Regions from separate parts of the Homo sapiens genome. Here region 1 is linked to region 2. Evidence: chromatin loops called from intact Hi-C (ENCODE). Cell type or tissue: dorsolateral prefrontal cortex. All regions are shown on one strand.

The links. Hi-C counts contacts between places; a loop is a spot of excess contacts. Peaks named below come from ENCODE experiments on the same cell type or tissue, not always from the same donor. Only the 100,000 strongest peaks of a DNase experiment are listed, where the experiment ranks them.
Region 1: a loop joins it to region 2, with 2.7 times the contacts of the local background. A loop is called at or near these places in 2 of 110 quality-filtered maps.

What each region holds. Positions count from the first base shown.
Region 1 is chr20:24,499,925-24,503,924 of GRCh38, forward strand. The region is part of intron 1 of SYNDIG1 (synapse differentiation inducing 1); the gene reads left to right. Among named protein-coding and RNA genes, the nearest start is that of SYNDIG1, 32 kb to the left of the region's middle. RefSeq lists an enhancer at 3,787-4,000. In dorsolateral prefrontal cortex, no CTCF peak of the experiment used is centred here; DNase peaks (open chromatin) are centred at 2,457, 3,547 and 3,927; H3K4me3 peaks cover 957 bases; H3K27ac peaks cover 4,000 bases.
Region 2 is chr20:24,697,167-24,701,166 of GRCh38, forward strand. No RefSeq gene overlaps it. Among named protein-coding and RNA genes, the nearest start is that of LINC02967, 220 kb to the right of the region's middle. In dorsolateral prefrontal cortex, no CTCF peak of the experiment used is centred here; a DNase peak (open chromatin) is centred at 2,425; H3K4me3 peaks cover 587 bases; H3K27ac peaks cover 1,648 bases.

The DNA of each region.
Region 1 (4,000 bases), 200 kb before region 2:
TTCACGATTCTAATGCAAATAGCTACACTGAGAAGTGCCATCACTGCTCACTCCGTACCCACTCATCTCCCCGGATTTAGTGAGAAGTGAAATGGCCCAAAGGTGGGCATCAGGAAAGGGAACCCAAAAAAGGCCACAGCCAGCCAGCCGTGTCCAGACTGTGGGTTTGCTGCCAAAGACTCCAGACTCAGTTTCTGTGCGTCTGTGTCGACAAAAGCACCAGAACTTGCTAGCATCCCTAGTCCTCTCGGTGATGGTGATGTTTGATTTATGCATGTATATCTCTCAAATGGCATTTTAAATGATGCCAAATGTGATTCCTATGTTTCTTTAAAAGTGAATAAATATAATTCACAGAAATCGTTGATAGAAAATGGCAGAAAAAATAGAAATACCTTCTATGTTGCCAAAGAAAGGATGGAGTCCTTTTCTATCGAGTGTTGTTTTCATCCTTTTTCCATGAGTTTCCACAAAACATTGGGCTGTTCAGGCATTTCAGTATCAACTTAGAGAGTTGGCTGTTTCTAGTTGGAAAACAAAAGCAGATTCTTTTCTTTCTTTCTTTCTTTCTTTCTTTCTTTCTTTCTTTCTTTCTTTCTTTCTTTCTTCTTTCTTTCTTTCTTTCTTTTTTCTTTCTCTCTCTCTCTTTCTTCTTTTTTTCCTTCTGTCTTAATTCAAGTGATGTGTGCCATGCTTGTTACAGATCGTAAAACCCAAGCGCACTGCTGTGTGCAGACACCACAGCATCTTTCTTTAGACTTGACCTCACGTCTGGCTCCACAACATGCTTAGTTAAAGCTCAGCTTTTAAAATGATGGTCCTGTCAGCCATGTCCATTGGAATATCAGTGACCTGCCTGACCAAGGAGGACACTGCAGAGTGTGGGATTTATATTTGGAAGCATGTACTGTGGAAGATTCATTCCTCATAAAGCAAAATAAATTGCATTTATGATCTTAGGCTGACAAGGTGTATGCAGAACTCTGGGGAAGCCCTGAGGGAAAGTTTTCTAACTAGTGAAGAAATATTGAAAACAGAAGTGGGGTAGCTGTCCAACTCTACCGTATAAACACTAAAAAACACAAGAAATGAAACTTGAAAAAAAGATATTTCCTCAAACTGGCAAGCATACTAAAATAATTTGAAGCTTTTAGGAAAAGAAATCTACCTATCTATCTACTTATCTACCTATGTAGATAACATCTATCTACCTATGTAGACAGCATATTTACATATTCCATCTATTTTTTTATATTATAAAGGTTATTTTGTACTTTACATATGTAGGGTGTGCTTTGCTTTGCAGATTGTACTTCTACTTATAATCTACTAAAACTCTTGAAGATGGCGATTCCTCTGGGACCTAAATGTCGTACCTGTAGCTTCCATATCCTCTGCAGCATGCACAGGGCAGTAGCCCCGGATGACAGCGAAGATAGCACGTGTGAGGTGCTCTGAGCAGCAGGAGTGGATTCCATGGATCGAATCTGTGAATCCAGTTCACGGATATCGTTGATCACCCTTCAAGCTTATTTCAGGCCCTAAGCTGTGCTGTGCCCAGCCGTTTATGTGGCTGCATTTCTGATGGGAAGCTATATAGAGTAGGGACTGGGGACAGAGGTCCCAAGGCCACACCGGCTGGGTTCAGATTCCAGCCTTGCCACTTATTAGCTGTGTGACCATCAGTGACATACTTTGCCTCTCTGTACCTCTGTTCCCTCTTCTGGAAATGGGGGTAGTTATAGAATGTCCATGTCACAGGGGGTTATTACGTATTTCATGGTAAGCTTAGTCCCTGTGCTTCCGATATTATTCATCTGTCATGCACTAGACTCTGTCTTACAGAGTTAAAGAAGCACCCACTTGTGGTGTCTCATCCAGGAGAGTTTTATGCATCAGAGCAAGTAAGGCCGGTGCCCCAGGTGTACCCACTGGGCACTCACCTCTGCAGGCCCCGAGCTGCTTCTGGCTGACACCTGTGGCCTTTTTCCTGGGGATTCTTTTCCAGCAAGGGGAGACTGCTCTGCCCATGCCAGGGCAAGCTAAGGGCCGAGAACGAATGGCCCACGAGCAGCCCTTGGCCAGTGGCGGGCAGGACGTTGCTGGGAAGATGCCCCTGTCCTGATAGCTGTGAGTGAATGTCCTATACAGTCCCCTAGACGTTCCCACAGGGCTGAGCCCCAGCCACTGGCAGCAGCAACTGGCTTAACCACACATACCCCTCACCTTCTTTCTGTTCCCTACCTTTCTTGCCCCTACCCAGTGCTTTCTGGAACCACCTCCCAAGTGCACTCAGATCCTCGTCGCAGGGCCAGCTTCTGGGAGGTCTTGGGCATCATCCTGGATGCAGGAGTCATAGCCTTGTGGAAGCAGCAGGCCTGTTCTGCGTCATCTGCTTTCTCCCCATCACTAAGTGAATCCTGTCCAGGACAAGTGGCGAGCAGGGCTTGGAGTGTCACGTGGGAGGCAGTGTCTCTTGGGAAGCATCTCTGCCTGTGCATCAGTGCTGCTCTGATTCACAGAGCATCGTCCTGGCCTCTCCAGGATGAATCATACCCCGGGCACAGACAGGAATGAATGTCAGGGAGACAGAATCTCTCAGAATCCTCACCCTTGAATCTTCCCTGCAGAGTTCTGGGAAAGAATGACTTTGAAACAATCATTTATTTGACCCTGGCAGCTATTTCAGTGACTTTTAAGCAAGCTATTTTAGTGATTTTTAAGAGTTAGTGTCATTCCATGGATGTCCCATTCAAATCTTTGTTAAGAACATGCTAATTTGCTTTTCTGGATCAAATGCACATCCTCCAAGTGCATTGCCATTTGGCTTCTGGTTAGGATGGTGTGAAGGCCTTGGGGCTGTCCTCTCTGTTAAAGGAAATAAAATACAAAGGTCACTGAAGAAGAGAAGAGTGACAGTACTGATTCATACAGTGCCTGCTGACGTGTCTGGAAAGCAGAGCGCTGACGTGGGAGTTTTGTCTTTGCATTTATGTTAATTCTGCTTTAAACTCTGGGAAATTAAGTAGATACGAACTTTGGCACAATTATGTTCAGTGATCATTCAAGATGTCATAGCATGAAGCCCATCACACTTCCAAGTTTCAAGGGCCCTTTATCTGGGATGCGTGAATGGACAGATTCATGGTCAGGGTCTCAGAAGCTTTGTGGTCTTCAGCTGAGCTTGGGAAGCAGACTGTGCCCTCATTCTTCTCATTCCTTCTTCTCTGTTGCTCCTTCCTGAGGACTGTGGGGGAAGGCAGGCGTCCCCTGCCAGAAGGCGGCTTGTAATGCCTGGAAATATAGCTGGGGATGCGTTCCTTCTGCACGGTACTTATCACGCAAGGCAGGGCGGACAGGTGGCAATATAACCAGCTAACTAAATGCACAGATGATCCTAACAAGGTGGAGGAAAAAGATCAGGAAAAATGAGATCACACCAAGAGGGAGGTGAGCACCTCAAATATATTTTGGTGTCTAGAGCTGGCTGTGTGCTCAGCAGCAGTGCTGAGAGGGAGACACAATCAGCAGCATGACTCACAGTGTCCACGCGGTAAAAATAGACCAGGGGCTCAGGAGAAGCTCGTCTACTTTTGCTCTGATACGGGATGCAGAGTTCTCATAGAAGCAATGAGCGTCACCCCCAAAATCCCCCAATGGGAATGCCTCCCCAGCCCCCCAGCGCTCCAGTCCCTCTGACCCTTTGCTAGCTTTCCACTGCTCTTATCTGCAGAACTCATTTATTGAGCTCATGATCTCAGCCCCCTGGCACTCCAATCCCCCTGACCCTGTGCTAACTTTCCTACAGCTCTTATCTGCAGAACTCACTCATTGAGCTCATGATCTGCCTCTCATCTTTAGGTCAAGTGTGAGCTTCACAAGAACACAGGCTTCTTCTGGCTGCTTCCCTGCCACCCCCAGCGCCTACTGCAGGGTGCGTACTCGGGCATGACTTGTTGAATGACTGGATTGAAGACATTTCATGAGGATTGCTGCTTAC
Region 2 (4,000 bases):
TCCACCCGCCTCGGCCTCCCAAAGTGCTGGGATTACAGGTGTGAGCCACCACGCCCGGCCTTTTTTTTTTTTTTTTTTTACTTTGGATGATTCAGACTTTCAGTCCTATGAAAGATTGGAGGCTGAGTAAGTGGACTGTCCTGTCCCCGTGTGGACAAGTGGCCCAGCCACTGCAAGCTGCTGTGTTCTGGAAAAAGGACAATTTATATCCAGGTCTGTATTCGAATCCCACTCTGCTGCTTGGGAAGCTCTCTGAGATTCACGGTTTCCCAACAAAAAAGTGGCATTGTGAGGGCCATAATGGTCTAAGAGGAAAAGAGGAGCTGAGAATAAGCTTGTCACCATCGGGCACACCCGTCAGCATTTTCTTCTCTTCTTCCTGAACACCCAGCAGATCGGACAGCAGCCTCCCCTGCAGCCAGGTGAGTTCTAGCCAATAGGATGTAAGCCAGGGAGCACTCTTCCCCCTTCTGTAGGCTGGATCCAGATGTAGACACTGAGGCCCTAGAGAACAGAGGAGCCACAAGGTGGGAGAATTCCTGGAAGGGATCGGAAGAGGGAGGACAGCTACCTGCCAGCCAGGACCTCGCATTTTCAACTCTTCAGGGAATAAGCAATAAACTTCATACTTGGGACTTTGGACATTATGGGGTCCTTTTGCTATAGGAGCCAGCATTAACCCAAAGGAGACAGATCATGTCATCTGCAGAACCTCTTCCAAGGCAAGCAGCATCAGGGAGATGTGTCTGAACAAAGCAAGGGGATTCGGGACAGAAGAATCTTGACCTAGTCAAGTTCAACTAAAAGCACACACTTGGGAAAGGAAGGAAGCCCCGAGATCACGGCTCTCCCTTAAGACAGAACCTTCCTTCTGCCCAGAACCTTTCAGCATTGAAGCAAAGCAACAGGCCCATGCTTGGGAGATCTAACTCCCCAGAATAAGTGTCTGACCATGTGTAAGCCTTAATCATCTAATGTGATTAGGGTCAACAGCGTGACTTAGCCTAGTGGTGAAAAACTCTGAAAAAGATTCAGGAAAACCCAGATGATCTTGCCTTGCTTTAACTAGGAGAACCAGAACAGCAGGGCAATTGACGTTAACTACAAGACCCAGGCCCGGCTGTTGTGCTCCTCCTGGGAGCATCAGGCACTCACCACACCCCCACATGCCCTGGCCACATCCACAGCTGCTGCTGCAGACACCACACATCTGGGCTGGCTCTGCTGCAGTCCCTCTGTAGTGACGCAAGCCAGAAAGATTCACTTCTGTGTGGATCTGCCACCTGCAGCAGGGCACCTGTCGCCTGTGGTTTTGAACTTGCTAACTGCGGGTGCAATGCAACTGCACCAGTGCATGCAGCACAGTGTGATTCCCACAAGCCGCCTCTCAACTGTTTTCTCCCTTCCTAGCCCAGTGCCATGGCCTTCGGCAACAACACAGGGCAGAGGGGTGGGGATCATCAACTTCTTAATCCTGGGGCACAGGCAGGAAATGTAAGCCAGCCCTGCTCCTGCCTCTACTCCCAAGCATGGGCTGTGACAGCCCTGAAATCCCAGTTCAGCCACTCAATTGCCCTGTGACCTGAGGCAAGATACTCACCATCTCTGAGTTTCTCTCCTCCAAAAAGTGGAGATGATGCCTGCACCTCCTTCCCAGGTTGCTGGGATCCTGAGTCCTAGCCCAGTGCTGCCCAGTATCGTTTGCACCCTTGCCAGGTATGAGGACTGACAAGTCGTAAATGAGCTGTGTGAGTCATTGTTCCTCTGTGAACCTCAGTTTTTTCCCCTACCTGGTGATGGAATAGGCTCGGCCCTGCCTATCCCTGTTGGTGTTGCTGCAGGAGCAGCTGTAAAACCCAGCAGACCATTTACTGCCATGACAGCCTGCCATCACCCATCCCTAACCAAGGAAACCCCAGGTGACTTTTGGGATGTTGCAGGAGGCAGAGGGGCCTAGGTGACTCTCAGTGGCAGCTACAGGAGCCCAGTGCTCCCAGCACTCACTGCCTGAATCAGATGTGGGTGCGGAGGATGGACGTGCAGGGATGAGGGCCCTGGGCTCATCGGAGCCTGTGGCCATGGCAACCTCATCAGGAGCTCCATGTGGGGATTATTAAGGAATATTTGCATTAATTAAGAGTCCAAACATCTTCCTTTTCCAGGCAGGGACCTGACACACACATGCCTCTCTCCAGCCTCTAAGTACCCTTGGCTATGCCTTGGGCAGCCTGCTGGGTGCTGGAGCGGGTCCTGCAGCATAAGGATTCTGGCTCTGCTCTCCAACCTCTCAGAACCTCACTTGCATTGACGCATTTCCCTCTACTGCTGTCCCCAGCCTTCTAAGTGAGCCATCAGCAGCCTCAAGTGCATCATCCATCTGCTTTATTCACAAAACAAACCATCGTTGCTGGGCTGGTCCGGACTCCGCCCTCCCTCTTTGACATCATCATGAACAATAGTCATTGTTTTGTTTGAACCAAAATTGTCTAATGTTGTACAAAAATAGAGTCACTTTGAGTCTTCCAAAGGACATGTGACATCCTGGAAGCTGGAACAAAACCCAAGCCCCAGAGGCATCCCACAGATGACCACAGTGAACCTGGATGTGCGGGGACCCAGGTGGAGCCCAGAGACTGGGGACAAGAAGGTGGCTTGGAGGAAGAGGATAGGAGCCCTCCTGCAAACACCCCTGACTCTGCAGTGGGGTCTCACCTGAGAACTACCCCCATAGTTTCAGCAGGGCAGTTCTTTGTGGAGACAGTGGGTGCAGAGACCAGCAGGTCAGCCCCAGGGCGAGCAGCAGACCCCATGGAGAGGAGCCCCTTGCTGGGGGGTGGGGGAACTCACTCCCCATAACAGGCATGGTATAGCCCTTCCTTCCTCTAGGCCCCACCTGTGGCTTCTCTCCGTAGAGGTCCATCCTGCTCTGAGCCTCAGCCACATAAAACCTCCCTCCACACCCACCAGGAGCCCCAGCTCTGCTGTTGGGCCTGCTCTAGCCACCTTCTCTTCCATTTCCTGAAGACGTTGCGGGACCTCCCATCCCCATTTCATGAGCACAGAGGACTGGGGAGAGCAGCCCAGAGTCAAGTGGGTGTGAGTGCCTGCTGCTCAGATGGGGTCCACACATGCCCCTCCTTCCTGTTTGTTCCCCCAAATTCCTGATTTTCACCTTCCTTGCAGGCTGGGGATGAGGAACAACCCCCTTCAGAGCCCAGCCCTTATCAGAGTCCACACCTCCCAGACAGAACGGCTAAGAAGGCACACAGACCCCAGCAAGTCAGACCTGGAAGCATACTCACTGCTGGAGGCCTGGGGTCCTTGGTACAGGGGAGTTCCCCTGGTTAAGGGAAACCTTAGCCCTTGTCTGGGCCCAGCTGTATGACCAAGGCTGGTATCCAGGCCCTTAGCTTGGACACTGGCAGCGCTGCCCACCTCCCTGATGTCTTTGTCCCCTGCTGTTGGCTGGGTTCCTGGTCTGAATGATCTGAGTAACCCACAGCAGCATGGCCGCTATCTGTTGCCAAAATCCATTTCATCCAATGCCCAGAACCTCCTGCTGTCCCAGTCCACCCCTGGATATTGACAAGGCCTGGGTGAGCCAAGGACCTTCCACAACACCCTGCATTTGTGGGCTGGCCAGCTTCCTGGGGAACCGTCCTCCCTGGGACCCTCCCCAGTCTCAGCATGTTCAGTTCCCACTGGCTCTCCTAGGACAGTAACTTGTCCCTGTGCATGTAGCTTGCATCACCCTCGATATCAACTTCCTAAAGTGGTGGCCTGGACAATGAATTTCTAAAGACAGTGACACCAAAATATGTCATCCATCCCCTGTGTTTCTCTCATGATATGAGGTTGACCTGCCTCTATTTGAGGGGTGTCTATGTCCTCTGAATCTAAGTGGACCTTGGAAACCACTCCAACCAATAGATCAAGGGAAGTCACACTATGTGGCTTCTGGAACCAAGTTGCTTCTCTCCTGGGTCCCGTGCCTCCTGGA